6 separate regions of the Mus musculus genome follow, and regions 1, 2, 4, 5 and 6 are each linked to region 3. Evidence: chromatin loops called from intact Hi-C (ENCODE). Cell type or tissue: heart. All regions are shown on one strand. Region 1 holds the start of Polr2e (polymerase (RNA) II (DNA directed) polypeptide E). Region 2 holds the start of Gpx4 (glutathione peroxidase 4). Region 3 holds the start of Cnn2 (calponin 2). Region 4 holds the start of Stk11 (serine/threonine kinase 11). Region 5 holds the start of Cbarp (calcium channel, voltage-dependent, beta subunit associated regulatory protein). Region 6 holds the start of Dazap1 (DAZ associated protein 1).

The links. A loop is a pair of places that touch in the nucleus more often than their neighbours do. Peaks named below come from ENCODE experiments on the same cell type or tissue, not always from the same donor. Only the 100,000 strongest peaks of a DNase experiment are listed, where the experiment ranks them.
Region 1: it touches region 3 in a loop (3-fold over the local background); 20 of 42 quality-filtered maps call a loop at or near these places.
Region 2: it touches region 3 in a loop (2.5-fold over the local background); 8 of 42 quality-filtered maps call a loop at or near these places.
Region 4: a loop joins it to region 3, with 5 times the contacts of the local background. A loop is called at or near these places in 25 of 42 quality-filtered maps.
Region 5: a loop joins it to region 3, with 2.7 times the contacts of the local background. A loop is called at or near these places in 16 of 42 quality-filtered maps.
Region 6: it touches region 3 in a loop (2.3-fold over the local background); 2 of 42 quality-filtered maps call a loop at or near these places.

Annotation. Positions count from the first base shown.
Region 1 is chr10:80,037,220-80,042,219 of GRCm38, reverse strand. It overlaps Polr2e (polymerase (RNA) II (DNA directed) polypeptide E), which reads left to right and starts at 2,561. Exons shown (of 7, transcript NM_025554.2): 1 at 2,561-2,637; 2 at 3,607-3,781; 3 at 4,836-5,000. The coding sequence starts at 2,581. In heart, a CTCF peak has its summit at 2,293; DNase peaks (open chromatin) are centred at 907, 2,429, 3,636, 4,107 and 1 weaker place; H3K4me3 peaks cover 2,563 bases; H3K27ac peaks cover 1,874 bases.
Region 2 is chr10:80,052,042-80,057,041 of GRCm38, reverse strand. Gpx4 (glutathione peroxidase 4) reads right to left here and starts at 3,477. Exons shown (of 7, transcript NM_008162.4): 1 at 3,327-3,477; 2 at 2,434-2,528; 3 at 2,198-2,342; 4 at 1,923-2,074; 5 at 1,095-1,119; 6 at 943-1,002; 7 at 603-856. The coding sequence starts at 3,410. The coding sequence ends at 824. It overlaps Sbno2 (strawberry notch 2), which reads left to right. Exons shown (of 32, transcript NM_183426.2): 32 at 1-50. In heart, a CTCF peak has its summit at 2,844; DNase peaks (open chromatin) are centred at 970, 2,841, 3,501, 4,831 and 1 weaker place; H3K4me3 peaks cover 3,547 bases; H3K27ac peaks cover 3,326 bases.
Region 3 is chr10:79,984,785-79,989,784 of GRCm38, reverse strand. It overlaps Cnn2 (calponin 2), which reads right to left and starts at 1,185. Exons shown (of 7, transcript NM_007725.2): 1 at 1,045-1,185. The coding sequence starts at 1,107. It overlaps Gm26243 (a small nuclear RNA gene), which reads right to left and starts at 4,279; the gene lies at 4,173-4,279. In heart, a CTCF peak has its summit at 2,582 (motif pointing left); DNase peaks (open chromatin) are centred at 1,144, 2,624, 3,904, 4,754 and 2 weaker places; H3K4me3 peaks cover 5,000 bases; H3K27ac peaks cover 5,000 bases.
Region 4 is chr10:80,112,972-80,117,971 of GRCm38, reverse strand. It overlaps Stk11 (serine/threonine kinase 11), which reads right to left and starts at 2,177. Exons shown (of 10, transcript NM_011492.5): 1 at 1,065-2,177. The coding sequence starts at 1,354. In heart, CTCF peaks have their summits at 748 and 2,244; DNase peaks (open chromatin) are centred at 86, 641, 2,381, 3,251 and 1 weaker place; H3K4me3 peaks cover 3,624 bases; H3K27ac peaks cover 3,697 bases.
Region 5 is chr10:80,136,529-80,141,528 of GRCm38, reverse strand. Cbarp (calcium channel, voltage-dependent, beta subunit associated regulatory protein) reads left to right here and starts at 4,142. Exons shown (of 9, transcript NM_001195268.1): 1 at 4,142-4,241; 2 at 4,347-4,486; 3 at 4,591-4,655. The coding sequence starts at 4,149. It also overlaps a transcript of Atp5d not described here. In heart, no CTCF peak of the experiment used is centred here; DNase peaks (open chromatin) are centred at 58, 2,308, 3,489, 4,338 and 3 weaker places; H3K4me3 peaks cover 4,108 bases; H3K27ac peaks cover 3,912 bases; H3K27me3 peaks cover 2,240 bases.
Region 6 is chr10:80,262,249-80,267,248 of GRCm38, reverse strand. It overlaps Dazap1 (DAZ associated protein 1), which reads right to left and starts at 2,235. Exons shown (of 12, transcript NM_133188.3): 1 at 2,071-2,235. The coding sequence starts at 2,099. In heart, no CTCF peak of the experiment used is centred here; DNase peaks (open chromatin) are centred at 2,348, 2,978, 4,211 and 4,918; H3K4me3 peaks cover 3,396 bases; H3K27ac peaks cover 2,761 bases.

The DNA of each region.
Region 1 (5,000 bases), 52 kb before region 3:
CTCTGTAGACCAGGCTGGCCTTGAACTCAGAAATCCACCTGCCTCTGCCTCCCAAGTGCTGGGATTAAAGGTGTGTGCCACCGCTGCCTGGCTAGAACTTTTTTTTTTTTAAAGATTTATTTCATGTATGTGGGAACACTGTTGCTATCTTCAGACACACCAGAAGAGAGCATCAGATTTCATTACGGATGGTTGTGAGCCACCATGTGGTTGCTGGGAATTGAACTCAGGACCTCTGGAAGAGCAGTCAGTGCTCTTAACCACTGAGCCATTTCTCCAGCCCTAGCAAGAACATGTATCCAGAGGCAGAACTACAGAGGTCAAAAAGCAAGGTTAGTATATTTAGAGACTTTCCCAGAGCTATGGGCTTTGATGACTAAGGCCTGTGTTTTTGTTTTTTGTTTTTTAAAGATTTATTTATTTATTAATTATATGTAAGTACACTGTAGCTGTCTTCAGACACTCCAGAAGAGGGCGTCAGATCTTGTTACAGATGGCTGTGAGCCACCATGTGGTTGCTGGGATTTGAACTCTGGACCTTCGGAAGAACAGTCGGGTGCTCTTACCCACTGAGCCATCTCACCAGTCCCCGGCCTATGTTTTTGTCTTGGCAGCTGGTGCTGTTTCAGCTGAGTTTTACAGTGTATGGCTCTTCCATCAGCCGTGCTAAGGTCTCGGGGCCTTCACACCGGGATCTAAGCATCTGCTCAGTTATTTGGTTGCTGCCCTCTGTGGATCCTAGGCCAGTGTGGTTGCTGTGGGGTCCCTGGTAGAGAGGCTTCTGCAGTCAGCTGGAGATGGGCTGGGGGACTGGCTGAGAGGGTCCCAGGAAAGGGGCCAGGGAGACCCCAGTCTCACCAGTCACAACAAGGGGCAGGATCCCAGGCACAGAGGAGGTGGGAGGAGGGGCTCCTACATGCAAGGGCTGGAGGACACCCTCAGTGACACTTATCCACATGGCCACTGGGAAGCTCCTAAGGTCCCAAGTACACATACTTAGGCTCTGACTGTTCACTACCACCAATAATGAGAGGGTCATGTCCCCCCTGAAAGTGGAAGTCAGGGGCTCCCCTGCTGGGGGTGGGGGGTGTTCAGCACAGCGCTCACAGAAATCTACCCACTTGGCCTCCAGAATCAAATGCATCGGCCACCACTCCCAGGCCCAGGCAATGCTCTCTTCTCCAAGAAACGTCTTTGCCCATGTCCCCTTCCTTTGCACACTCATGGCTTCTTTGGCCAACTGTAGCAGCCTAAGCCCCTTGGTCTACAGGGTAGATGGTGGGCTCAGTGTACTTGGCAAAAACTTGTCTTTCCCAGTTGGGATCAGCCTAAGTTCTCAGGCAGGAACTGGTGATGATCTGTAGATGAGCTGTCAGACGCACATCAGGACAGAATGGAGGCATCTGGACTTCCAAGGACAGACCTTGCCAGTCTTGGTGGCACACGCCTTTAATCCCAACACTGAGAGGCAGAGGCAGGCCATTCTCTGCGCTGTTGAGACCTGGTCTCTATACCAAATTTCAAGTCAGCACACTCCCCCAAAGAAAAGGAGAGGGCTGGTGAGATGGCTCAGTGGGTAAGAGCACCCGACTGCTTTTCTGAAGGTCCGAAGTTCAAATCCCAGCAACCACATGGTGGCTCATAACCACCCATAATGAGATCTGACTCCCTCTTCTGGAGTGTCTGAAGACAGCTACAGTGTACTTTCATGTAATAAATAAATAAATAAATAAATAAACAAATAAGAAAGAAAGAAAAGGAGAAAGGGGCGTTCCTGTGAACTCCCATTGTATAGTTGGAAGGGTTTAGCCCTGGAATCCCTTTCCCTAGGATTCATTTTCTCACCACCTTCTCAAACTTTTCACGAGTTAGCCCACCATATACACACTTGTTTGTTCATTGTGTGTATGCCCGCACATCGATTGTTTTCATTTTAGATTTTTAGTCGTTTAACTATGTTTATCTGTGTGTCTGCATGTGGGTATAGACCTGTAAGTGTGGCCCTTGGAGGCCAGAGGCATCAGACTCTCTGGAGCTGGAGTTACAAATGGCTGGGGGCCACCTCATGTGGGTGCTTGCATCCGATTTCTCATGTAAAGTGCAGATACACTAATAAAAACTTGTATAAAAAGGGAAATTGAGGCACATGAACCTGGCTGTTCATCACTGGTCTCTTGCTTTCTTTCGAGACAGGGTTTTCTCTGTAGACCTGGCTATAGAGCAGGCTGGCCTCGAACTCACAGATCTGCTTGCCGAGGACGGGGATTAAAGGCGTGGACTACAGCCCGGGAGACGCCTAAGGGAGGGAAATAAAACTGTTATCAGGTCAAGTATCGCGAGATCTTCCCGACGCGCGACACCGCCCCGGTGAAGGCTGGGGCTGCCCAACGCGCAGCCTGTCGTGGAAAGTAGGTTTATTCCGGCGTTCACCTTAGACAGCACGAACCTGGGCGGGGGCCTTCCCAGCCCTTGGCGCAGGCGCACTGCCGGGGGGCGGGGGGCATTTTGTGCGTCCGGCGCAGGCTCCGTGCTGGCAGCTCCACGAGCGCGCGTGCACAGTTGTTTGGGAAGCGCGACAGCATGGACGACGAGGAGGAGACCTACCGGCTGTGGAAGATCCGCAAGACGATCATGCAGGTGATCAAGCGTGAGGAGCTTTATGCGAGCGAGCGTTCAGTTGCGGACTAACTGCGGGTTGTCCGCCGAGGCCCGCCTCCCGCAGGGGCCAATCCTCCTGGATTGGAATGCATCCCCGTTTAAAGTGTGGAGCCCACCCACGCTGGCTTCAACTCTTAGAAATCCTACTGCTTCCACCTCCTAACTCTGCCTCAGGGGAAAAGGCCTGGGTGGGCTCCGTTTCGGGAGAGGGGGCTGCTGCGTGGTCACACTTGGTTTTATGCGAGCTAGGTAGCCGCCCACACGAAAGCTATCAACCATCTGTAACCCCAGTTCCAGGGGATCTGACGCCCTGTCCTGATCTCTGGGGACTCCAGACACACATAGGATGAAAAAACAGTATTTTTAAAAACAGAACAAGCCGGTATGATGGTACACGCCTTTAATCCCAGCACTCTGGAGGCAGAAGCAAGCGAATCTCTTTAAATTAGAAGTCAGCCTCATCTACATAGTGATTTCCAGAATAGACAAAGTCACGCAGAGAAACCCTGTCTTGAAAAAGAAAAAGGGAATAAAAGAAAAAATTCTTGGTTGTTTTGAGTTGAACACATGAGACACCATTATTAGATAAAGAGGTATGCATAGTTTTGACTTATGCTGTGTTGGTGGAGCCCAGGGCCACCTCATGCCTGTTCCTCAGCCCTGATCCTGGATGATGCTCTAGTCTCCCTCATCAGGAACACTCAAGACTGGGGACAGGAAGGTGCCTGTATTCAGAAGGTTGCCTACAGTTGCCAGGGGATTAATCCCAGCCTGCTCCACTGAGGTTGGGGGGAGGAGAGGCTTGGCCGGGCCGCTGTGGTCTGAGCCTATACAGAGTTTGGGTACTGCTGGATCAGTTCAGTGTTAGTCCCCAGCCTCGGCCATTCAGGGTCAGGTCTGCGAGCTAAGTGCTCAGGCTGACTGCCTCTTTGCCTCTTGTCTCTGCAGCTGTGTCATGACCGTGGCTACCTGGTGACCCAGGATGAACTGGACCAGACACTTGAGGAATTCAAGGCGCAGTTTGGGGACAAGCCCAGCGAAGGACGGCCAAGGCGCACAGACCTCACGGTGCTGGTGGCCCACAACGATGACCCCACAGACCAGATGTTTGTGTTCTTCCCAGGTGAGGCCCTTGGGCTGGCAGGAGTGGTCTCCTCCAGGCCCTGGCTCAGGTGCCAGTGAATGCATGTCCCACTCTGGCCTAACGCTGCCTGTAAGATTGTGGCAGCTGCCTGCTTTTGTCCCTGTCTCCCCTGGGAAGCCTCCCTTTTGCTGGTGTCGTTTTCATCCCATAAGCCCCAGAACCAGCTCTCAGCCCTCCACCCCCTGGCTCCTATATGCTGTATTCTATAGCTTCTGCCTGGGAGTCCCAGGGCCAGCTATGCCACCCCCACACCCCCTGTGTGCTGTATTCTACAGCTTCTGCCAGCAGCGCAGGTGTCTTGTGGGAGTGAAGGCTATTGGGGAGCCCAGGACCTCCCTGTGCAGCTACATTCAGTCTCCCCAGACAGCTTGCCTCTTTTAATACCTAATGCTTTGTGGCCCCGGGACCTGGTTTTTAGTGTGAGAATTGGGGGGTGCGGGGATGGGCATGGTAGCATATGCCTGTAAGCCCAGTGTTTGAGAGGCAGAGGCAGGCAGTCGAGGCCAGCCTGGTCTATACAATGACTTCCGGGACAACTATGGAGGGCATTGGTTCTCAGCCTTCCTGATGCTGGGACCCCTTAGTACACTTCACATTGTGACCTCCAACCATAAAATCTTCATTGCTAATTCATAACTAATTTTGCTACTATTATGAGTCATAATGTAAATATACCTGTGTTTATCCAGCAATTTGCAAACTAGGTGGCCTGGGTCTGCTCCTGCGCTCTGCCTGAGGAGACAAGGCTAGCCTCATGTAGACACAGGGTCCATCTCTTGGTCAGTCAGTTTCTCCTTGAGGCTGTCTAAGCTGACAGTACCATATCCCCCAAACCCCAGAGCTGCTGAGAGCCCCCACCCCCGTTCCAGGGGGGCCGCAGTTCCTGCATACCCTGCAGCTTCTGCAGTGATAGCTGAGCCCCCTGGCAGCCCCATCATGGCTGCCTTGATGTTCTAGTCTTCCCTTGCAAGCAGAGAAACTAAGACCACAGGCTCCAGTAGTGAGTGTGAGGGTGGTGCTTGTGTGCCCGCAGAGGAGCCCAAGGTGGGCATCAAGACCATCAAGGTATACTGCCAGCGCATGCAGGAGGAAAACATCACACGGGCGCTGATTGTGGTGCAGCAGGGCATGACGCCCTCCGCCAAGCAGTCCCTGGTGGACATGGCCCCGAAGTATGTGCTGGAACAGTTTCTACAGC
Region 2 (5,000 bases), 67 kb before region 3:
TACATATGTAAAGATCTTTTTTAAAATATATGTGCCTTTTGCTTACTTTGTGCTGTGGCCTACAGGTCAGTGGAAGGGGGGATCTAAGGATCACAGAGCTGAGGCTGCAACCCCTGCAGAGGGGTTGGGGAAGGGCAGGTCTTCAATAAGTCAGTGGAAGACCAGAGGAAGGCAGCCTAGGATACTTAGCCCATAGTCCTAAGATCACTTAAGACTGGAAGCACAAAGCTCACAGTTCCACGGGGAGTGAAAAGGCCAATAGTCCAGAAGGGCAGGGGACATTCTCAAAGCTGAATGATACCACTCTACCTACTCACCGTAGGTAGTCACCCCACAATCCCCCCAGAGAACATGGGATGTGGCAAACTCAGCTCTGCGGCAACCTTGGCTCAGCATCCCAGACCTCAGGCCTCCTAGCAGGTTACCACCATCCTTAAACAGCCCTGTCCACATCCTGGTCCTTCCAGCTGGCCTGGGCAGAGCCTTGGGTTCAGCAGGGACCTTTGAGCAGCCGACCCAGACCTGTACCTGCAGAGTCCTGGAGCACAGGCATTGCCTTCTGATCCCCACTGCTCAGTTTCTGACCCAAAGACACACAGCAGCACATTTCTACATTTTATTCCCACAAGGCAGCCAGGGTGAAGCTCGAGCCCAGGGCCACAGGCCTCTGGACCTTCCTCCGGCAGGGATGCACGCCAGGTCCTCAGGACTGCCCCACCAGCAGGCTGGTTTTCAGGCAGACCTTCATGAGTGCCGGGGTGGAAGGCTCCAGGGGTCACAGGGCAGGGGGGCTCGGTGTAGGGGCACACACTTGTAGGGCTAGCTAGAGATAGCACGGCAGGTCCTTCTCTATCACCTGTAGGGAGATAACTCGTTCAGACGTGCCCCTCAGCAACTGCACACAGCCCTGGCTCGGGCTGCTTTGGCAAAGGTAATAATTACCTGGGGCTCCTCCATGGGACCATAGCGCTTCACCACGCAGCCGTTCTTATCAATGAGAAACTGTAAGACAGAGGAACATGTGTTGACAGTTGAGCACCAGCGTGGAGGAGGGAGGGGAGCTGGGACACATTCCCACACTGTATGCCACTTACCTTGGTAAAGTTCCATTTGATGGCACTGGGAGGGGAGGGGGAAGGAGAAAAAAAGAATGTTTACAAGTGGTACCTGCCAGGGCATGGTGGTACACAACTTTAATCCCAGCATTTAGAAAACAGGCAAGTGGATATGAGAGTTCTAAGCCAGCCTGGTTGGACATAGTCTGTTCCAGGCCAGCCAGGGAAACTGAAGCTGTAGCTCCCTTGGTGGTTAGAGGAATGCACTGCTCTTCTGGGGAATGGGCTACACTCCCAGCACCGAAAGTCTGTTAACTCCAATTCCCAGGACTCACAGGCTGTCTTCCGGCCTTGGAGGGCTTCAAGCATGCATGCATGCATGACACAGACTTGCATGCACACAAAACGCATACACAAAATGAAAATAATCTGGCGTGGTAGGGGCAGACAGGCCAAAGACTGTGAGCACTGGCTGTCCTTAAAGAGCACTCAAACTCAGCCCCCAGGCCCCACTTGGTGGCTACCAACCCACCAACCCCAGCTTTGGCAAATTCCATGCCCTCTTCTAGTCTCTGCAGACACTGTACCTACGTGGTACACATAAATACACTCAGACAAAACACCCATACACATAAAATACAACTAAAGTCATCTTTGAGGCTCAGCCAGGTGGTGCACACCTTTAATCCCAGCACTTTAGCAGGGCAGGCAGATCTCTGAGTTCTGACCCAAACTAGAGCTACACAATGAAACACACACACCCCCCCCCAAAAAAAACAAGGAAAAAAAAAAAACCTAAAAATTTGGCACCTGCTCCCCACCCAGGTCCAGAGCCATCTGTCCCCTCCCTCCCCCAGGGCCACTCACTTTCCCAGCATGCCCCTGCCCTTGGGCTGGACTTTCATCCATTTCCACAGTGGGTGGGCATCGTCCCCATTTACACAGATCTTGCTGTACATGTCAAACTTGACGTTGTAGCCGGCTGCAAACTCCTTGATTTCTTGATTACTTCCTGGCTCCTGCAGGAAGCAACATTTACTTGGAAGATACACTACACTGTACACTGAGACACACACACACACTGACACAGCCCCCCACCCCCACCCCGTATGAGGGGCATTGCCTGGGGAACAGCCACACACCTGCCTCCCAAACTGGTTGCAGGGGAAGGCCAGGATTCGTAAACCACACTCAGCATATCGGGCATGCAGATCGACTAGCTGAGTGTAGTTTACGTCAGTTTTGCCTCATTGCGAGGCCACGTTGGTGACGATGCACACGAAACCCCTGGGAGAGAGAAAGAGTGGGAATGAAGCCAGTCAGGAAATCCCCATTTTCAGACCAGCCATGCACACCGCCCATATGACTAGAAACCCACCTGTACTTATCCAGGCAGACCATGTGCCCGTCGATGTCCTTGGCTGAGAATTCGTGCATGGAGCGCGCACAGCGCCAATCATCGCGGGATGCACACTGTAAAACAGGAAAACTGAGTGTCCTAACCCAGGTCCCCTAGGGGAGAAGAATCCGGTGCCAAAGAAAGAAAGTCCTGGGGCACTAGGTGGAGGAGTCTCAAGGTTCCTTCCATTAAGTACGCCCCTTTCAGGTCGTCCTGATAAGATCTGTGGACACCCCTAGAATATGCTACCAGGGAAGAGGACGGCAGGGGTATCCCTGGCCGCACACCAAGCCCAGGAACTCGGAGCTGTTGCAGTACTGGGGAGGCTCTTGCAGCAGAGGCCCCGGGTTGAAAGGTTCAGGAATGGGCTCCATCCGGCGAGGGCGCGCCCTCCTGCGGCGGCGCGCGCGCGCTTTCCTTCGCCGAGGGCCCGGGCGTTTCCTAGGACTTTGGCGTCCAGGTCCACGGCGTCGCCGGCCTCTCGGGGATCCGCCGCGCTGTCTGCAGCGTCCCCGCTTGCGGGCGGCCGCGCGGCCCATGCCCGCCGGTCTGTGCGTCCCAAGCACAGCGCGGGGACAAAGAGCCGGTAGCCAAGGCGCCGCCGACTGTGACGCACCAGGCCGGGCAGGGCGCGTGACCAGGTCAGAGCCCGCTATGGTGACCCCGACACCGGTTCTCACCGCCCAAGGACCTCCCGCGCCGAGGCCTAGCCTTGTTCAACCCCGGAGATGCCTATCAGGCTCCGCTTTCCCACCTGGGTGCCCCCTTCTCTAGCTAACCGATCCCACGACCCCTGATCTCCACCCTGGATACGGTGACCCGACTCCGAACCCCGCCCCCACCCGCGATCCTCCAAGTTCCCAGTAGCCCACCATGGTGCCTGCCAGACCAGGCGCAGCCAGAGCCCCGCACAGCAGTGCTGGCTTAAGTAAGCGGCTCAGACGGCCCCAGCTCATCTCGGCGGCCGGAGCCAGCGGCTCCTCCCCTCACGCAGCCGACCAATGGACGCGCGAGGCCGAGTATGGCTTGCCCGCCCTCGGGCACGCCCACTGACGTCTCTTATTGGTCAGATGCGCCTGCGCTAAGACGCGAGGCCCCTGCAGCCAATGGGAAGCCTGAATGAAGGGACGGCTTGGGCGGGGCTGGGCTTACGAGTTTGTTGTTATCAGCAACTGCGCATGCCCAGTGATAGGGACGCGGGAGAAACGGGAGCCGCGTTCTCGCGGACGACGCGTTGGAGGGCTGTGGACAGTTATCCGCGAGGTTGCCTGCAGCGGAGCAGGGTGCCAGGGCGCTTTGGGGAACCTCTGGGAATAGAAAGCGTGTCAAAGTCATCCCCTTAAAGAGCCCCTTTGAAAGTACAGGAGTCTCCTTTTTCTACTGGAAACAGAATCTCATGTAACCCAGGCTAGCCTTGGACTGTTTATATAGCAGAGGATGACCTTGAACCCCTGGACCGCCAGCCTCAGCCTACTGAGTGCTGGGATCTCGGTGTCGGCCAATCCCCACATCCCTTCCATTTCTATTTTCTTTATCAGAGGTTGCCTCCTGTAGCTCAGGCTAACCTAAACTATGGAATGGCAAAAGTGTGCTGCCATGAGGTGTAGGGATGGAACCCAGAACCTGCAGCATGCAAGTGAGGGCTCTCAACCCATTGAGTCCCGAACCCCAGATGTAGCTTCTCCCCCCCCCCTCGACCCCCAATTTTACAGTTCAGCCGGTCTTAGAACTCAGCAATCCTGCCTTAGACTCCTAGGTACTAGGGTGATAGATAGGTCAATGACACCAGGCCCTATCTTGTCACCTGTAGATATTGATTCCTGTGAAGTTGATTTGAGGGGGTGATAAGAGGGCTTGGTGAGAAAGCCATTGCCATGAAAACACAGGACTATGTCCCAATCGAAGCACCCACGCAATCTGGTGCACAAGGATGCTCTTGTAATTCCAGAACCTGCGATTCCGAGGCTGGAGCATCCCTGCAGCTAAGTCAGGTCACCCAAGTACTCGTGGTCAGAGAGAGAACCTGCCTCAAAACCAAGATGGAGATGGGCCTAGTGGTCACACTCTTAGCCCCAGCCCTTGGAGCCTAGAGGGCAGCCTGGTCTGGTAAGCAAGTTCCAGGTCAGCCAAGGCTACAGTGAACCCTGTGTCAGGAAAGCAAGGTGGCAAGAGACATATAAATAGTTACTATTGTCCTCAGAGGTCCCTGCCTACATCAAAGAAGCCACAGGTCTTAGGGGCCTAAGTGAGAAGCTGAAGGCCCAACAGTTCCTCCTGCAACTTCACCTATGGCCTTGTCCAGCCCCCACAGCTCTCAGCCCAGCACTGGGCCCTTTGCCCTCCCCGTGTCACAGGAGTGACTCAGGACATTCCTCAGCTCAGCTGCCTGTCCACGCCCTCGCCTGGACTCTAATCCCTTCAATCCTCTTTTTCTGAACCCTGGAGTAAGCCATCCGCGAGACAGGAGCCCTCCCGGGGATCTGGGTCCAAGGGAGCTCACGCCCCACGGGCAGACACCCCCCCCCCCAAGGTTAAGATGATCTGGG
Region 3 (5,000 bases):
TGAGCAAGTGCTGACCTGTCCCTGGCCCCACCCAGCTCCTAAAACTCTATCCTTAGGGCTGTCCTGACTCTTTCTTTCACTTTCTCTGTTCCAGGGAGATGTCCAGTCTGTCCAGGAAGAATTGGGCAGGGTCGTCAGAATGCTGTGTGTCTCTGGGGAGCTAGAGCAACCTCTCTGAGCCCAGGGTGGGAAGTGAAATAGCAACTTGTCTCTAGCAGGCTGAGGATAGCACATGGGTGGCATGAGGTAGGTATGCCTCTCGTGTCACTTGTAGGGACCTGGCAGGTGCCAGTCGGAGGTGGGTCCGACTGGTAGCTTCAGCGTGCCTAGGCAGGTTGCTTGGCTTTAGCTGACTGTGAAACTTGCATTCCCAGGTGCCAGGTGTGTGCGTGTGGTTGGCGGATCTATCTAGAAGGTTTCAGGATGTCAGGCCTGAGCCCCCTAAGTCTGGGATCAGTGTCTCCCTCATCAGCTCAGGACACCTTGCTGTATGGCTCCCCAGATGTCCCTCCGAAACTGGTGACTTCAGTGTTCTCCTGCATTTGCGGTTCCTCTCAGTGAGCCCTTTCCCAGGTGTGTGTGGGAGTCCTGGAACGGACCACACCCTGTTAAGAAGGCCACCGGCCCCGCCCCCTTCCCTGTCCCCAACTTAAGTGGCTTAGATGAAACGGAAGTTTCGACAGGTAATGAAGATGGGGCCTCAGGGGGCACTCTCAGACGCCCGGATCGCTCGTGTGCTCGCTTTCTCTCTCCCGGACCTTAACTTTCTTACATCCTGCAAGGGGCACAGAGTGCAGGAAGCCCGGGGCGCCGGGGACTGAGAGGTCCAGGGGCGGGGCTGGAGGTGACATTCAGGATGCGGATAAAATGGGTCCCCAGCCTCCCAGACGCCACAGCTTCCCACAGCACCCCAGACCCTCCGGATATCAGGGTAAAGCAAAGCCCAGCTGTCCCGGCTCATGCATCGGTCGCGCGTTCGAGGCTGGCGAGCCCCGCTCCCATTGGTCGTGCGTTCGAGGCTGGCAAGCCCCGCAACCCACTCACCCGGTTCTTGACCTCGGCCGAGAGCCCGTAGGACGGGCCCTTGTTGAACTGCGTGGAGCTCATGGCGCGGGACCCCGGAGCGGGACAGGAGGACCAGCGGGACCGGCAGAGGGTCGGGCTGCGGGCGGACGGCCCGGGACGGGGCTGAGCGCCGCCCCCGCCGCCGATTGGCTGGCAGAGCAAATGTCCTTATAAGGCGTGGAAGCGCCGAATTCCTGTGGCCGCGACTTCCTGAGCCCCCCTCGGCCGCCGGGACCCCCGCCCGCCGGAGCCACCCTAGCATCCCGGCCGATCAGGAGGGGCCCGCCGTCCCGTTTGTAGTTGCGGGAAACTGAGGCAGCGAAGGGCGTGGGCTTCCGACCTGGGCCAGAAGTCAGTTTACTCCTCCTGTATCATAGTGAGAGACAGAAAACTGTTCGGTGGGACCCTAAATCCTAAAATCTGGCTAGAAACCTTCTCTGCCACTACCGGCACTTACCAGAATCTTGCTCCCTCTCCAAACATCTCAGTGGGAAGGGGCAGGGGCGGCATAGACAGGATTCTCGAGGGGAGCTTCTCAGAGAAGGAGGCCTCGGGAGCTGGAGCACTGATGGATGAGTTTTTCAGTCCAAAGGGAAAAGGCTTTCTGCTAGAACACCAAGTGCAAAATATGGAGGGTGGGAGAAGGCGATCGGTTGGAGGTCGGGGTGGGGCTCCCAGAAGGGCTGAGGGTTGCTGGCTGACTGTGTGAGGGTGGAGTGGCTGAGGATGATATCCTTTCAGTAAGTGCCTGAGCTCAACCTGAGTCTGTAGATGGATCAAGTTGATTCCTGAGGGGCTGGTCCTGCCCCACGGAACACAGGCAGACAGATGCTGGGAGTCTCAGGGCTTGACAGAGAGGCCTTGGCCATAGGACGGAAGCATAGTTTTTTCGAGACAGGATTTCTCTGGAACTCACTCTGTAGATCAGGCTGGCCTCGAACTCAGAAATTCACCTGCCTCTGCCTCCCAAGTGCTGGGATTAAAGGCGTGCGCCACCACGCCCAGTGGTTGGATACTTCTAAAGGGTGGCTTTCTTCCCACCTCTCTGGGTTTCTGTGATTTAGACAAATCCTTCCTCTCTGGGCTCTGCTGGAGTTTTTGAATTTGTACAGTGGAGCACCGGACTCCAGATGGTCCCAAACTGTGGACAACACAGGTTCCTGTGACCAGGCAGGAAGCCCCAGGTGTCGGGACACTGAAGACCTTTTTGGAATAGTTAAAGAAAGCACTTGTCAAGAGCGGCCATGCTGTGTGGGGTGCACACAGGCTTAGCAGGGTATCAGGGCATCCAGGCCACTGTGCTGAGCACTGAGACAGCAACTGCAGGTGCCACAACCAGGTTCTCTGCAAGAGCAGCTATTTCCCCAGACCTGAGCCATCTCCCCAGCCCACCCTCCTCGCCTCCTTTCTTCTCCATCTGCAGCGCACCTGTATCCACATACACAGCCCTCACACACACCCCCAGTGTTCACAGCCTTCTGTGACTCCAGCTTCAGGGGACCCGACGCCCCCATCTGGCCGCTGTAGGCACTGCATGCGCGTCGTGCGCAGACAGGCACTCAAAAAAAAAAAAAATGAGTAGATGAGTCCAACTTCCCTCATTTTCTTAACAGGGGCTGAAATTTGAACAAAACACTGTGTATGCTGTGAAGTATAGCCACATCTCTGCTCCCGCCCAGCAGCAAGGCCAGCCACTCCCTCCTTCTGTCCCGCCCCTGAGCTCAGAAGAGCTTTCTGAGCTTTGAAGTGGTTGAGAAATAAGAACAAATAAGGAAAACTATTCCATGCCGAGAGGACTGTGTGCCACATTCAAACCCTGGCCCTGCTGCTTTGTGACTTACAATCCCAGAAACAAAACCCCAAACACCCCAGATCCCAAGATTCTGGATTTCTAGCAGCTTAGTGTATTAGAACTCTGTCCTGAGATCGAAAATGAATGGAATTTAACATTCCATGTAGCTGGGTGGTGGTGGCACGTCTTTAGTCCCACCCAGCACTCTTGAGGTTCTCTGTGAGTTCGACTCCAGTCTGCTCTACAGAGTGAGTTCCAGGACAGCCAGGGCTACACAGAGAAACCCTGTATTGAAAAACAAACAAAAATCCTCCTTCCCCATTTCACTGTGTGACACTAATTATCAGCTCTCTCTGAACTCCAGGCTCCTTGTCTGAAAATCAGATGAGTTAATATTTGCAAACTCCTCTTGGGGCGGCTGATATAGATGTCAAAAATCTTAAGAATTCTGGCCCTAGCTGCTGGAAGCTGGCTGGGCCCCAGGATGACTCTCCCTGCCAGGGTCACACCTTCCGGGGGACAGACCATCTCTGCAGTGCCTGGGATCTGGGTGGTAGTGCTTCTGCTGTGGGTGTGGTGACCATGCCCTTGAGATCACCACTCCGGAGGCAGAGAGAGGCAAGAGGATCACTGTGAATATAAGGCCAGGCTGCTCTACAGAGCAAGTTCCAGAACAGCCAAGGAAAGACCACAAACTCAAAAAGTAAATAAAGTAAAATCCCATCTCTCAGTCAAGCCTTGCTTGCTCTGGTCGTGAGCGATATGACTGACTGACGTGTTGGCCTGTGCTGGAGGGAACCCCATTGCTTCTCCACGAAGGTCAGGCTAGGTTTTTCTAAAGCTCGGGTCACCCAGGGACGTTTCCTATTTTCAAACAAGTGACAAGTGTATTCCATAATAGTTTCAAGACTGGTACATTTATTAGGTGCCTACTGTGTTGCAAGGTGCTCTGGGTAACAGCAGACGGTGACTCTGGGGTATCTGAAAGCTAGGAGGGAGGGGTTCCCTTCGCTCAGCCGGTAAAGCGCCCCGCCCTTTTCCTGGCCGCCCAGTCCGGATGCAGAAATTCTCATCTTGTTCCATCATACAGATGCTCCTAGTCCTTCCTTCAAGCTGGAGGTATATAGAAGGCGCACAACGTTAGGGCACGGTGCATACAGAGACAGCTCTGCTGCGTCCTAAAAACAGACAGCTTCCTTCGAGTGCGCAGTAACCGGTCAATAAATGCCCTTGTTCAGGCAAATTGTACGGGAATGTGGCAGCTATAGTAGAAAAGGAGACTTCAAAGGGTCAATTGCGTTATTTTGAGATGAAACAAAATATGGAACGCTTCACGAATTTGCGTGTCATCCTTGCGCAGGGGCCATGCTAATCTTCTCTGTATCGTTCCAATTTTAGTATATGTGCTGCCGAAGCGAGCACAAGCGACGGTTTTTTGCCTCAGGTATTTAAAGGCAGAGAAGCAAATTACTTTTCACATACAGTAATTATGATTTTTTTTTGTTTTTGTTTGGATAAAGTAACGTTTTCACATGTCAAAAAGAAAGGCTACCACTCATAACACCGCTCAGAATAATTATCTATCCGCGTGAAAGCTCACATTTAACTAATTAATATAGCTGTCTGGGAGAAGCTTGTGCCAGCGAAGCCTTCTGGGAAGTCATATGCAAATTAGACAGGCACTACGAGGCTCCGCCCCTCAGTGGTAGCCGGATCAGCGCGGAATCCGTGATACTGGTGCGATGGTGAAACTGTCTGCTAGTAAACTATCCATGGAATTTCGCCCTTCAGCGCTGCGGCCGCCAATGAAAACATTATGCTAATGAGCAGTTAGGAAGCCCTGCCTCCCAGGGCAGGGTGGGTAATGAGTCCTCAGCAGACCCCGCCCCTAAGTGAGGCTGTGGCCAGAGTGAAGCCCTATGTAAATAGGCCTTACTAAGTGCGTCTCCGCCCCCTCTAATTCTCCGCCAATAGGAAACCATATACAAATACGACGGGCAACGTCGCCCCGCCCGCAGGTGGATGCAAATGTTTTAGCTTGTTTCTGAGACCACGCCCCACAGATCGCCCACCGCTAACCTGGATCCCTCCACAAACCAAACGAATTACACCCGACACTGCCGCTCAATGCTTAAGATAGAGC
Region 4 (5,000 bases), 130 kb before region 3:
CCCTCTGTCACAGGCAGAGAGAGCACACAGGCTTGCCATGTGTTACAAGGACTGCAGCTGACCCAAGCCAGGATGCAGGCCTGGGCAGCCTCCCAGACATGGTGGGCTTCCAAGAACCATTACCCTGAAGCCAAAGGAAGCCACTTGCCTTGGAGACCAGCAGACACCACCTGGAGGTGAGCAACCTCTGGCACCTCCACCTTGAGACAATGATTTCAAGCCAGGAATTTCCAAGCTCAGGCCTCTGAAGGAACACCTGATGCTGGGTGCCCAGGTTCCCCAGTGCAAGACTGACCTAAGACCACTCCTACAAAAAAGGCCAAGGAGGTCCTGAGAGGAGCCTAGGCCACCAGCCTGCCCTGCTCCACCCCTGGGTCCACACATCTGATCCTGGATATCTGTCCACCTTCCTTTCCTGTACGTACCACTCAAAGCAGTGCCCAGCTGGCAAAAACAAGAAGCTGCCAGCCTTTCCTGGGACAGGACCAGAGGCAAGGTCAGTTAGGCAGAGTGTGGCCAGTGCTGGTCCCAAAGATAAGGCCCCTTCTTGGAAGCCGGTAGGTGAAGTTTTCCAAGTTCCGCCAAGCCTAGCAGGCGATAAAGAGTCCCCACGGGCCAACGACGCCAACTACGCGCACGACACCGCAGGGACCTGCGCAAGCACTGGCCGGCTACCCCCCCCACCCCCTTCACCATTATTTTTGGCCCCACCGGTTCCCTCTAGCTGCGTAAACAAACTAGCCACCCGCCTGGCAACGCCCGCCAAAGAAGCCAGGCGCGACTTGCGCCAGGACCTGGCCCAAAGAGGGGGGCTGGAGGCGCAGTTGGCTGCACGACCTCCTGCTAGGACAGTCCTGCAGGCTGCCCTAACATACAGACCCCACGAGGTGACGCTCAGGGATAGATGGGGTAGATAAGGCAGTAAAAGGAAAGAGATGAAAAAGGAGGAAGGAAATGAGAAGAGAAAACGGTTAGAGGAAAGAGAAGAGCCAGAAAGTAGGAGGAAGGGCTGCCCAAGGAGCTCAAGGCAGCGCCCGCGTCGGCCCCAGGCCCTTGGCACCTACTTCTTGACGTTGGCCTCTCCATTGGGGATCCTGCGCAGCTTTTTCTTCTTGAGGATCTTGACCGCCCTGCGGCATAAGGTCTCGGAGTCCAGCACCTCCTTCACCTTGCCGTACGAGCCCTCCCCGAGCAGGTCCCCCATCAGGTACTTGCCGATGAGCTTGGCGCGTTTGCGGCGCGGCTGGTAGATTACCTCGGTGGAGTCGATGCGGTGGATGAAGGTGTCCATGCCCACCGACATCAGCTCGCCCTCGGAGAAAAGGCCCAACGGCTCGGGGTCCGCCACGTCCATCCTGGCCCACTCTTTGTCCTCGTCCCCTTCGGGAGCGCCAATTCTTTTCAAGTTCGAATTCCCCCCCCCCCACCCGCTTCTTCCAAATGTTCCAAGAAGGGGAAAAAAGGAACGGGGAAAAACAGGAACGACCTCCACAACTCTCCCGGTCCCCACAACCGGGTCCACGTCCGCTTCCTGGGCGCCAATTCTTCACTTTTGATTTTCCCCTTTTCTTCTAGGTGCTCAGGGAGAAAAAAAATGAAAATAAGAATGAAAAAAAAAAAAGCAATGAGCCCCCCCAACCCTCGCGTCCCCCCAATTCGGGTCCCCGGGGACGCTGCTTCCGACGGAGGCGACGGTCCGCCGTCGCGGCGCGCGGGCCGCTAGGTCATGTTCGCCACTTGGGCCCCGCGCTCAGGGGCCCAGGCGGCCGCGTCGAGGCCGGTCCGCGCCGTCCATGTCCGGCCCGCGCCGAAGCCGCGCGCGGCCCCTTAGTTCTACGACTTCTCGGGGCGCAGACTCCACCCGGACGCGGGACACCGGGACACCCGCAAGTCGCGGACACGAAATCCGGACAGGAAATCTTCCGGGGACCGAGGGGGGAAAAAAACCACCCCAGGCGGCGCGTCCCCCTCGCCGCCTAGCCGCCGCGCGACAGGCAGGAGGCCGGAGCGGCGAGGGGGGAATCGAACTCCAGGCAGAAAGATGCTGCCCGCGAGAGACAACTCCACGCCGGCGCCGCCCTCGGCGACTCGCGCCTCACTCGCGGACGCCGTGAGCCGCCTCCCCTTTCCTAGACCGACACGCCGCCGCCATCTTGTTTACCGCCCTGCGCCGCGCCGTCGTCGCACGTCGCAACGGTGGACACGCCCCCTCGCGGAGCCGACGTGCGCGGCAGTTGGCTGTAGCTTTAGGCCCCACCTTTCGGACCCGCCTCAATCGCCAACGAGGATTGGGCTATTTGGATCTAGGTGGGCGCCCGAGCTGACATTGGACAGTTCGGGTTCCATCTGAGAAGGCGTGATCTAAATTCTCATTGGTTGTCTGAGACGCCCGTCAATGGGAGTAAGCAAGCGACTGTAAGGGAGCGGCCGTGGGCTGTGGCTTCAAGCCCCGCCCCTCAGTGGTTGGCCCTGGTGTGTGGGGGCGGGACTTTATTTGCCAGTGGCTGTCGCAGACGCCCGTCAGCAAGCGCGACGGGCCAGCGAAACCTCTGGGCTGGCTGTGGTGACCTCGGAGTTTCGGGCCTCCGGTTAGAGTTCACGCGCGTCAACGTCCTCCGGGGAACGGCCGCGACTGGAGGCATGGGGGAGGGTGGAGAGAGAGGCTCGTGGATCCCTAAAGAGATCCAGCCCAGGCTTGCTCTTAACGGCCTTGGGGGAGGGGTCAAAGGTCAAAAAGTAGCCCAAAGTCGACACTCCCGAACCTGAAGCCTTAATGTAGCGCCTCTGAGATCCATGGCATAGAGAGGAGCGTTTCCTGTGCAAAATAAGAGCAGCTGGGCTGGTGAGATGGCTCAGAGGTTGCGGGCGATTGACGTCAAATCTGACTTCATGAGTTCGATCCCCGTAAGTTCACAAGGTGGCTAGAGTGAAATGCCTCCCTCAGGCTGTCTCTGAACCTAGGGACTCCGTGGTAGGCGCGCGCGCGCACACACACAACACAGAATTTTAAATAACAGTTATCAAAAAAGGTGGCTGGGTAAGACGTCGCCGCTGGCCTCAACTCACCTGCTGCAGTGTTTTTGGGTGGTTAATCTAATTATTTTTATCTGTGCCCTTTTTTAACTGCACGAATAAAAAATAAGGGTTGGAGTATGATTGAGGGACGAGTGCTCACCCTGCCTGACTCCCTCTACACACAAGTTTACGCACAGGCCGGTTACAAGGTCCATAGATCCGTGAGTCTATGGTTCCCTCCGAGGCCACTAGGGGGCGGGGTGTACTGCCAGGAGAGTCCTGGGGGAGGGAGAGACCTAGACTCCAGGAAAGGTGGGAAAAGTGCTTGCTCTACATGTGTTCAGCCTTCAGGACTTAAAAGGAGGAGAGAACTGACTTATGCAAGCACATAAATTAAGAAAAAAGATCAGAGAAACAGACGTGAAGACAGAAATCCAGGGAAAACACAGACTAGACAAACAGAGTCAGGCTGGATGGAGGGACAGGTCAGGGGTGAAGAGCACTGGCTGCTCTCCTGAGCACACAGGTTTGCTGGCCAGCACCCACATCACACAGGGAGACTCTGGAGTTTCACCTCCATTTCATTGCTCTGACATTGCCTTAAACTATGGCAGTGATAAGGAAGTCTCCTCCTCCACCTCCACCCTTCCCCTGACAGACTCCAAGGACAGATCCAGAAAGAGTCAGGGGCAATAGACAACATTCTGTTTCTACCCGATCTGTACCTGAGCTCCCCCAGTGTGACAGCCTCTCATGTCCCCAAGACATTACCCTGAATTCTCTGACGGGAAGAGTTATCACTCTGGTGAGAACTCTGGGTCAGAGATATAGTTAGAAGTATTTAGAGATTTATCATATTTACCTGTGTGTATGTCTGTCACATTCAGGACCCCACTGAGGCCTCAGATACCTTGGAAATGGTGTTGCAAATAGTTGTGACCAGGCATGTGAGAGTGCTGAGAACCAAAACTGTGACTTCCAGTAGAGCAGCTACTTTGTAAATTTGGGAACTCAGTACCACTTCAATAACATGAATTATCCCTGAGAGGCCGCAGATTCCAGACCATAGAAGCACAATGGGAATGGTGCCTGGGGTGGGGGGTGGGGTAGAAGCCACCAGGAGGGAAAACTTCAGACTAAAGATGAAGCCTGCAGCCAGGCTGTTTCCATCCCTGCTGCCACATACGTCACACTTACAGGAGGCTCAGGCGGTGGCAGGAAAGAGTTCACCCTCAACTACGTAGTGAGTTCCAGGCCAGCTTGGGCTACATAGTGCTACCATCTCTGTATTAGTCAGGGTTCCCTAGAGTCACTCAACTTATGGATAGTGTCTATACAGTAAGGGAATTTGTGATGATGACTTACAGTCTGCAGTCCAACTTTCCAACTACAGTCAGCTGTGAATGAAGTCCAAAGATCTAACAGTTGCTCGGTCCCACAGGCCAGTAGATTCCAACAGCTGTGCTGGCAAAGAAGAGGGAGTCTTCCTTCTTCCAATGTCCTTGTAGGTCTCTATCAGAAGGTGTGGCCCAGATTAAAGGTGTGTACCACCCGGCCTGGATCTGGGACTTGTTTTTTCCCAGGCTGACCTTGAACTCGGAGCTCTCCCTGTCTTAGTCTCCTGGGACTCATAGTCACTATGCCTCAAGATCTCCATGCCAAGATCCAGGTCAGAAACTTGTATCTTCCAGCCTCCAGATCAGGATCACAGGTGAGCCTTCCAATTCTGGATTGTAATTCATTCCAGATATAGTCAAGCTGACAACCAGGAATAGCCATTACAACCTCCAAAGAAGCAGAAAACATAAAAATAAAAATATCAAAACTAGGGTTGGTGAGATGGCTCAGTGGGTAAGAGCACTGACTGTTCTTTTAAGGTCCTAAGTTCAAACCCAGCAACCACATGGTGGCTCACAAACACCCATAATGAGATCTGATGCCCACTTCTAGTGTGTCTGAAGACAGCTACAGTGTACTTATGTATA
Region 5 (5,000 bases), 150 kb before region 3:
TCGCTCTTCTCCGCAGTCCCCTCCCTGCGGGCCTCCGCCCCTGCGTGCCACTGACGCAGGAGCCCGTGCGCAGGCGGCCAAGGGGCCCCACTGACGCCAGTCTTGTCCGCGCAGCCTCGCTCTCGGTCATGACGTCATCACCCTGCCCCCGCACTCACGCAGGTTCCGGCCTCCGCTCAGCTCTTGGTCCCCATGCCCCACCACGTAGGTTCACAGAAAATGCAGGCATAGGCTTGATGGGGCAAACAGAAGGAAAGCCATTAGCTTTGTTGGATCTTAGAGGAGCAGCTGGCAGCTAGAGGGTCGTGGTCACCCTTGAACCAGAGCCTGGCAGATGCAAGACTACAAGCTAGACTACAAACTTATTCTACTAACTAGAGACTCTGGCACGCAGACCTGCTCAAAAGCCAGCAGTCCTGGCCTTAATCAATCTCTATGAGAGACACCTAGTTCCCAGTCTCTATAATCTGGACAGTTTCCCTGGGCAGTGGGCAGCTAGAAACCCCATTCCCTTCCCTACTCCAGCTCTTAAACAGATACACACGCGCGCGCGCACACACACACACACACACACACACACACACACACACACACACACACCCATACCCGTCCCAGGATCCCATATCTACTCAAATGCTCCATGAAGTAAGAACTCAACGCTAGAAAGATCATGCTTGTCCGGTGGTGAGTGTCCTCTTCCTACCCCCATGGCCACTGTGCCTTACCAGACAAGTCTTCTAAAAACTAAACCTAGGGTGCTGGAGAGATAGTTCAGAGATCAGCAACGAGCACTGTTCTTCCAAGAGACGTGTGCTTCATTCTCAGTGCCCATGGGGGACAGCTAACAGTTGCCTGTAGCTTCAGAAGATCTGACATCCTCCTCTGACCTTCAAAGGCATGTAAATTCACGACCCCCCCCCCCAGAATATTTAGTATTTGGAAAATCCATGTGTTCTGACACACTCATGAGCTTGAGACCAACCTGGTTGGGTTCGGAAGTCTATCCTGGTAGTGCAGGCCAGCCTCGGGTCTGTGGATTAATCCCCTTCACTGAAATGAAAAGGAGGATGGTGTCCTGGAAGTCAGTGTAAGCGACCCACCTTCATGATGACACTTATTTGACTGTGTGGCCAAGCAGGGAATAAGCAGGTATGGTCTGGGAGCATAGGCTCTTTTTTTTTTTTTTTGGTTTTTCGAGACAGGGTTTCTCTGTGTAGCCCTGGCTGTCCTGGAACTCACTCTGTAGACCAGGCTGGCCTCGAACTCAGAGATCCACCTGCATCTGCTTCCGCAGTGCTAGGATTAAAGGCGTGCCCCACCACGCCTGGTGCATAGGCTCTTATAATGAGACTGACCCTGGGTTCGAACCCAGGCACCACCGGGAAGAGAACTGTCTGCAAGTGGAAGGAGTTATAAGGTATGGATCATTCCATAACAGACCTCTATGGATGCAAGTTTAAATGTTATTACATTCATTTAGTTAGTGGGCAAGGGGATAGCAAATCTTTGGGTGTCAAAGGACAACTTGTGAGGGGAGGCACTCTTCCTTTCCTATTCGGGACTGAGGGATGAAACATGGCTGCTTGGGCTCGGCCGCAGGTACCTTAGTTTGCTCAGCTCTTTCACTACAGTTCTCTTGTTTGAGAAGGGGTCTTGTGCTGCTCAGGCTGGCCTAGAATTCTGTGTAGCTGAGGTTGACCTTGCGCTCCTGATCCACTTGATTTCACCTTACAAATGCAGGTGTGCGGGACCATCACAGTTCTGAGGGCAAGTTCCCAGTAGGTGTTTTACAGCACTGGCTATCTGCTGGACCCATAAAGGAACCTGCCAAAGAGCAGCATAAAAGAAAAACATGCAAGTGGGGATGGGGATGTACCTATATCTCATGGCTTGTAAACCAAGGGGATATGCAAACTGGAATTGCACATCTGGAGTGGCAGGTGACAAACTAGATAGTTGAGGGTCCCAGAGACCTGAGATACCCGCGTTAGCTTAGGGGCGTAATGCGCCCCGCCCGCACCGGGTTCTGGGACATTGCAGCACCAGGTAGGCTGAGTCGTGCAGGGGTGAGGGGGGCGGGACTGCGCTACAGCGGGAGGGGGCGCGGGAGCTCAGGCTCCGCCCCACGCCCCCGCCGGAAGGGAAGGGGAGGCGGTGGCCATCGCAGTGCGAGCCAGACGCGGCGGCGAGAGCGGCGGGGGCGGTCAGGCTGCGGGACCGGGCGGTTACCGGGTGCACAGAGCCAGGGGCCGGAGCGGGAGCACCGCCAACGCGGTCACGTGCGCGGCCCCACCTCTCCTGCGCGCCTCCCCCGTGCGCTGCTCTCCCCATTCATAAATTCTCCGTCGGCTCCGCGGCCACCGAGCTCCAGAGCCAACCGGGAGAGCCGTGTATCTGCCGCCCGCCCTCCCGCCGCCCATGGGCCGCACGCCCCGGCGCTGAGGTAGGCGCGGCGGGCCCTGGCGCACGGGGCCGGGCGGGGACGGGCGGGCGAATGCGCGCGGCCAGGGGATGGCGACCAGTTCCAGGGTCCGCCCTGGCCCACTGGTCCTGTCGCGCGCGGCTCCGGGAAGGGAGCGGAGCGTGGGAACGGCCTGAGCGGCCCTGCACCCCGCCCACCGCCCGCAGCCCCGAGAGGGAGCCAGCCCATGCCTGCCCTTGGCCTCAGTTTACCCTAGTGACAGGGCGAGAGCGTTGTCGCCTTGGCCTCCTGGATCCTCACGAGCCTGGCGTCGCGTTCTCTGCGCTTTTCCGCACCGTATCCTACTTGGGGGGCCTGGTGGACGTTCTGTGGGGACTCCATGTCTAGGCTTGCGTTCTCGCTGGCTCTCATGACCCCGCCTTCCTCGCCTTGGGTCTCCAGCCATCTTCCTCCCCCACCTCTCATTACCATCCTCACCATGCCCCACCCCCTCCAGCCTGAATTCATTTCCCGACCTACGTATGCGCCCCATGCCACCCACCAAAATTGATGCCCGCTGCTCTCTGCCTGGGTGCGCTGAGGAAACGTAGCCTTCTGGGGGGGGGTACATCGTTTATTCAGGTTTCGCCCCACAACTCCTCCACCATCCAGTCTGAAAAACACTGGTGACGGTGGAGCCTGCGGGCTCTTCTTCCATGGGAAAGGGGTTTGCATGCTCACGCTGGTGTGGGAAGTAGGGATGGATGGCCAAAATGGCCTTTATTACTCCAGAATCATCTTCATTCCCGGACTGAGTCAGGTGCAGTTTTAACAAGCCCCTTCTGAATCCACCCCACCCCATGATGTGCCCTAGCCTCAGTTTCTCCACGCTTCTGGCAGAGGCCTGGTGAGCAGCCATCTTGGCCAAGCCTTGGGGCGCCCCTGTGGGCGGCCTCCCCCGCGCCCCCGCCCGCCTCCCTCTGCTTGGCAACAGCCCCCCCCCCCCCCCCCGCCACTGCGCGGCCCTGCGCACCGTCGCCATGGGAACCAAAATTTTCAGGCCAGGAACAGATGAGCGTCTTTTGTCCTTTGCACTCCCACCAGTGTGGGGAACAAGGACCTTTCCCTATCGAGTCGTGACTGGGGGTGGGGGAATCATTAGTACAGCCCCGCCCACACCTTAGGTGCACTACCTTCAATTCCTTTTCTGCACCATGAGACCCTGAGACAAGAAGGACACCTGGGATGTTGCCTGAGTATGCTGTGGAGGCGTCATGTGTTTGTTCCTCCAAGGGTGCTTTCCCTTTCCTGGGCATGGCTGCGCTACCTTGCCGGTCTGGCCACCCCAGCCAGCCAGGGAGGTGGTTGGCATTTGGGAAAGCCACATTTACACACACACATACACACACACACACACACACACACACACACACACACACACACACACACACAGTGCTGCGCAAGCGCGATGACACCTTTTATGTGATAAAGATGGCGAAAGAGAGGTCCTGGCGTGTGTGTGTGTGGGGGGGGGGGGGAGCCTTGGCTCCAGGCACCCCTGCGGGGATGGGGAGTTGGGGGGGCACTCACATTGTAAGACTCGGCCCCACCTGTCCATGAGTCACCCCAGTGACGGCGGCTGCTGCTGCTGCACGGGGACGTAGGGGCTGACTTGCAGGGGCTCTTGTGGGGAGGGGCCGGCAGAGCTGAACCTGAGCTGGCTCTATGCCCTACTTGTAGCCTCAAAATGCAGCCCACGGCCACCATGGCCACAGCGGCCGCCACTACCGCCACTGTTGCCCTGACGACTTCGTGGGACAATGCCACCAGCCGCCCCACGGTGGGTTGGGTGACTCCTGGAGACTGGGGGTAGAGGTGGGATGGAAACCCCACTCTGCGGTGGAGCCCTGACATGCCCCGCCCTGTGCACTCAACCCCGACTCAGGCGGAGCCTGACCCCATCTTGGACAACTATGTGCTGCTGGTGGTGGTGATGTCGCTGTTCGTTGGAGGCACGCTGGTGGTGCTGTCTGGCGTTCTTCTGCTCTGCAAACGCTGCTGGGAGGTGCACCAGCGCTTCAACAGGTGCTTGTCCTGGGAACCACTTGACACATGCCCAGGCGCGCTTGCAGAGCCTCAGAGTGGAGACGCCCCATTCCTGCTCACTCTTCTTCCCCTTTCTTCCTCAGGGCCATGGAGGAAGCAGAGAAGACCACCACTACTTATCTGGACAACGGCACCCACCCTATACAAGGTGAGGGGCCCGCGCGGCTTGCAGCACCCCTAGCTGCACTTGACTGTGCCTCCCGCCGCGCCCCACCCCTCGGCCCCCTGCCCGCCCCCTCGGGCCGCCTGACGGTCTGTCTGTCTGTCTCCCCCACCAGACTGGGCGCAGTTCGAGTCCGACTCATCTCTGTTTCCTTAACGCCCAGGCGTAGGTGCGCACAGGCGCGTGCTGAGAGCGAGTGAGTGTGTGAGCGGATGAGCGAGTGCCCGCCGCCCCGCCCAGCCCGCCCCGTCCTGCCCTCACTCGGCCCGTGCCCCCCTCCCAGCCCACCCCGCCCAGCGGCCTGCCTGGCAGCCAGACACGCGCGGCCCA
Region 6 (5,000 bases), 280 kb before region 3:
TTAAGCCCTCCCAGGTCTCAAACTCCCCCTCACAGCTCCTGAGCACCCTGACTTCTTGTTCTGTTCTGGGTACCCTGGCTTGTTGAGCAGTTTTAGGGGTGGGGGCTCTTCCTGGCTTCTGGGTTCCTCTTTCCGGCTTCCCAGACCCCTTGTGGTCTCCCTAACCCACTGAAGCATCCTTTTGGGGAGTCTCTCTGGCCTTAAGGTCCCCTTTGGGGCCTCCCTATACTTTAGTCTTTGGTCATCACTGGTGTCTCCCAAGCTCATGGAGCTGTCTCTTGATTCCTCTATGACCCCCGGAGCTGAGTCTCCCCAGCCTCTCATTTACCTTATGAACAAGCAACAACCAAAATAATTTTTTAAAAAAATCTCAAAAAAATAAAAAATAAAAAAATAAACCAAACACAAACAAATGAGTTCTCTTGGACCCTGCACCTTCTAGGCCTCACTGGCTCAGGGTCTCCAATTATCTTTTAGAGTATTCCTGAGTCCTGCGCCTCCTCCTGGTATTCTCCCAGCCCCCTGAATTAGCCTTTCAGGCCTCTCTAGCTCCTTAACTATCCTTTGGGGTTCCCCCAAATCTCCACTGGGCTCTTCTCGACTCTGTAACTCCTGTTGGAGGTCCCCCTAGCCTTCTGAACTACCCCGTATGGTCTCCCTACCCTATTTCCTTAACCACAATTATGGCTTATGGTCTCCCACAGAGCTAAGGGTCTCTCTTGGAATTCCCTCAGCCCTCTGAACTATCCTTTAGTATCTCCCGACCTCACAGCTCAACCTCAGGGGTCCCCTATACCTTAATATAGCCTTTGGGAGGGTCCTTCAAACCCTTATTCTATAGGGCCTTCCCAACCACCTTATCCACATAACCCTCCAGCTCTCTTTTGGAGTCCTCTTCCTTCTCCTTCTCCTTCTTCTTCTTTTTTTGTTTTTCGAGACAGGGTTTCTCTGTGTAGCCCTGGCTGTCCTGGAACTCACTTTGTAGACCAGACTGGCCTCGAACTCAGAAATCCACCTGCCTCTGCTTCCCAAGTGCTGGGATTAAAGGCGTGCGCCATCACCGCCCAGCTCTGGGGTCCTCTTCTAACTCCTGTGAAGGACTCAGCACCTTGAGTTATCTTTTGGGGTCTCCCGACACCAACTTTTCAGTGTTCCCAAATTCCTTTAATTTTATCAGAGGGGGGCGTCTCCCCGACACCCAGGCTCTACTTAGGGTCCCTCTAACATCTGAACTATCCTTTAGTGTCCCTCAGTCTCCTGATTTGATGGTCACCTTAATTCCTGAAATCTGGAGAATCCCACAACCTCCAAAATTATCATTTGAAGACTCCTTGACCCCAAACTCCACTTAGGAAGCTCCAACATCCTGATCTGTTCTTTGTGATCTCCTCATCCCTGCGCTTTTACTAGATAACCCCAGCACCCTAATCTTTCGGGGTACCTCTCAGATCCCCGCGTTATCCCATGCGGTCTCTCTGAGTTGTAATCTATACTTTGGGGTTCCTCGGCACCCATAACCTAATTTATTTGACCTATGTATTCTTTAGGGTGTCTCAGCATCCTTAATCTATTTTACAGGGTTTCCATTACCTGTGATCTAGCTTTTAGAATTCAACTCCCCAGAGCAACTCTATGGGGTCTCTCTGCTCTATAATCTATTCTTTGGAGATCCCTCAGTTTCACCATTCTAATACTTAGGGTTCACAAGGACCCTGGTCCATTTTTGTAATCTCCCTGGTACTTAGAATCTATGAGAGATCTCTCAGCACCCCTAATTATCCTACATTACCTTCCTGACTTCAAGGATCCACTTAAGGGTCTTCAACACCCTGATTTATCATTTCAGGGTCTCTCAGTCCGGTGAGTTATCCTATGGGATGCCCCTGACCCGTGAACCTTCATTTAGGGTTTCTCTGGCTCGTGAGTTATCACCTTGGGTCCCTTCAGTTACCCATGGGCTGCCTTTGGGGCGACCCCCCAGCACCCCGGCTCTCCTCTAAAGTCCCGGCCCGGCCGGTCCGGCACCCCGGCCTCCCTCGCTCTGGGCCTGGCCCGGCTCCACAGCCTCACCCGATTTCGTCGGCGCCCGCGCTGTTCATGGCGCCCCGTCCCGGCCCGCTGCGCCCCGCTCCTCCGGAAGGTCACCGCTCGTCCCTCCCCGCAGCCGCGGCCCGGATCTGCGCAACGGCGGCGGCGCTGAGCCTCCTCCCTCCGCGCCAACGGTCGCTGCGCGTCCCCGCGCCTCCGCGCCTCCGCCCTGCGCACGCCCGGGCGCGCTCCCGCACGGGGCCTCCGGGGGCGGGGCCAGGGGCGCGCCGCGCGTGCGTGCCCGCTTGCGAGAGGGACGCAGAGCTCTGCGCCTGCGCAACACGGACAACCGAGACATGCGTTTCCGCCCTGTCGAATCTAATCCTTCTGGGAAATGCAGTCCTCTGCATTATCTGGCCTTCAGAAGGCGCGCGGAGGGAGACAGCCACGTGCGTGCGTACGCGTGCATGCGGCGCCGGGCGTTCATGGCGCGCGCAGGCGCAGACGCGGGTTCCCCTTTATCCACTCGCGAATCTTGGTCTTGCGTGGGGGCTTGCGAGGGGAAAAAGTCTAAGATGCCCCTCAGAGGCCGGTGCATAAAGCAGGCTGCACGTTCATGCTCTGAACTGTGTCACCTCCCGCTCTTCCTTTTTCGCAGATGATACACTGGGTCACAAAGGCTGACTCACCTGTCCAAGGTCATTCAGTTAAGGCTCGATTGGGTTCAAAGTAAAAATTAACCAAGTTCAATAGTTACTAAGAAAAAGTAAAAACAAAAAAACATTGTCCCTAGTACCACTAACATGGACAGCCACACTCTTACTACTATCTATTGTCTGCAGCTGACTTCTCACTTGGATAATCTGCCTTTCCTCTCATAACCAGTTCCCTGTCTCAAAAAGGTATATAAAGCTGGGCAGTGGTGGCGCACACCTTTAAACCCAGCATTTGGGAGGCAGAGGCAGGTGGATTTCTGAGTTCAAGGCCAGCCTGGTCTACAGAGTGAGTCCCAGGACAGGCAGGGCTACACAGAGAAACCCTGTCTCGAGAAAACAAAACAAACAATAATAATAATAATAATAATAATAATAATAACAACAACAACAACAACAACAACAACATAATAAGTAAGTGAATAAAACGATGTAATGGCTCAGTTTGTTGAGCATCTTTCTAGGCTAAAGAGCTGGGTTCCATCCCCAGACTACTTAAAACAGTCATGGCAGTGCAAACCTGTCATCCCAGCGCTCAGGTTGGAGAGGAAGACTGGGAATTCAAGGTCAGCCTCCCTTGGTCAGCTATATAGTGAACTAGAAGCCAGCTGAGGTACACAAGACTTTCTCAAACAAAAACCAAAACATACATACAAGCAAACAAACAAAGCCTGAAGCAGGGCAGTATTGGTGCACACTTTTAAACCCAGCACTTGGGAGGCAGAGACAGGCTGATCTCTGTGAATTAAGTACAGCTAATATACAGAGTGAGTTCCAGGACAGCCAGGACTACACAGAGAAACCCTGTCTAAAAGGAGAAGGAGAAGGAGAAGAAGAAAAAGAAGAGAAGGAGGAGGAGGAAAAGGAGGAGGAGAAGGAGGAGGAGAAGAAGGAGGAGGAGAAGAAGAAGAAGAAGAAGAAGAAGAAGAAGAAGAAGAAGAAGAAGAAGAAGAAGAAGAAGAAGAAGAAGACGACGACTTTGAATTTGAGAGTGACCTGGGTCCTAGTCTCTATGTCAGTAGAACATAATATAATAACAGCAAAGTATAACAAGCAACAATTCATTTCTGTGCTGGGTATAACAGCTCAGATTATAAAAAACAGTCCAAAGCTTTTGTTTGGAGACAGAGTCTTCCTATGTAGCCCCAATTGTCCTGGAACTCATAGAGATCTTGCTGTCGCTGACTCTGGAGTGCTGAGATGACAAAGCTACCCATTTTCTGCTTTAATTAGACCACATGAGATCATCAGAAGGCCACTCAGAGGAGTGGCGCAGTGGACCTAGAATTCAGTGGGGGAAGTGCTCTCCTGGCAGGCACAATGCCCAAGACCCTTCATGAGCTGCAGAAACCGGGCATAGCAGTACACATTGTTGATCCTGGCACTGGAGAGGTGGAGGAGGCAGGATCTGGAATTCGAGGTCATCCTTAGCTGTGTGAGAGTTTGAAGCTATCTTGGGCTACATGAGAACCTGTTTCTTCCAGAAGACCAAAGTTTGATTGTCAGGACCCAAGTGGGAAATCACAATGCCAGTGACTGCGCCTCAGGTGGTGCACAGGGATGAGACACCAAGTACATTAAAAAATAAAAAACAGCGGGGCGTGGTGGCGCAGGCCTTTAATCCCAGCACTCGGGAGGCAGAGGCAGGTGGGTTTCTGAGTTTGAGGCCAGCCTGGTCTACAAAGTGAGCTCCAGGACAGCCAGAGCTATAAAGAGAAACCCTGTCTCGACAAACCAAAAAATAAAATAAATAAAAAAACAAACCAAAACTCCCAAAAGTGCTAACTGTTGCGGTTCTAAATTGGAGCCCTGGTCTCCACTCCTGTTTTTAGCAGTTTTCCCCACCTGTAAAATGAGGGCACCAACAGTTATTGCTGTAACATCTTCTAAGGATTAAGAGTGTCACTGCTTTTCCAGCAGTTCTTAGAAAAATCATCAGATCGCTACACCTAACATGTCCAAGTGACCCAGTAGTAAGCTAGAGCTGCTGAATGACAGGTATGGATTAGAGCAGCTGAGAGAGGGCCGGCTTCTTGGACCTCACCAGGCCAATGAATGTCTAAACTTGAGGCATTCAGCCAGGCATGGTGGCATACGCCTTTAAATCCCAGCAGTTCAGAGGTAGAATCAGGCAGAAATCTGTGAGTTCGCGGCCAACTTGTTCTCAATAGCAAGCTCCAGGCCAGTCAGGAGCTCCTGTCTCTAAATAAACGGATAAATAGAAATAAAAAAATCAACTTGGGCCGGGCCTGGTGGCGC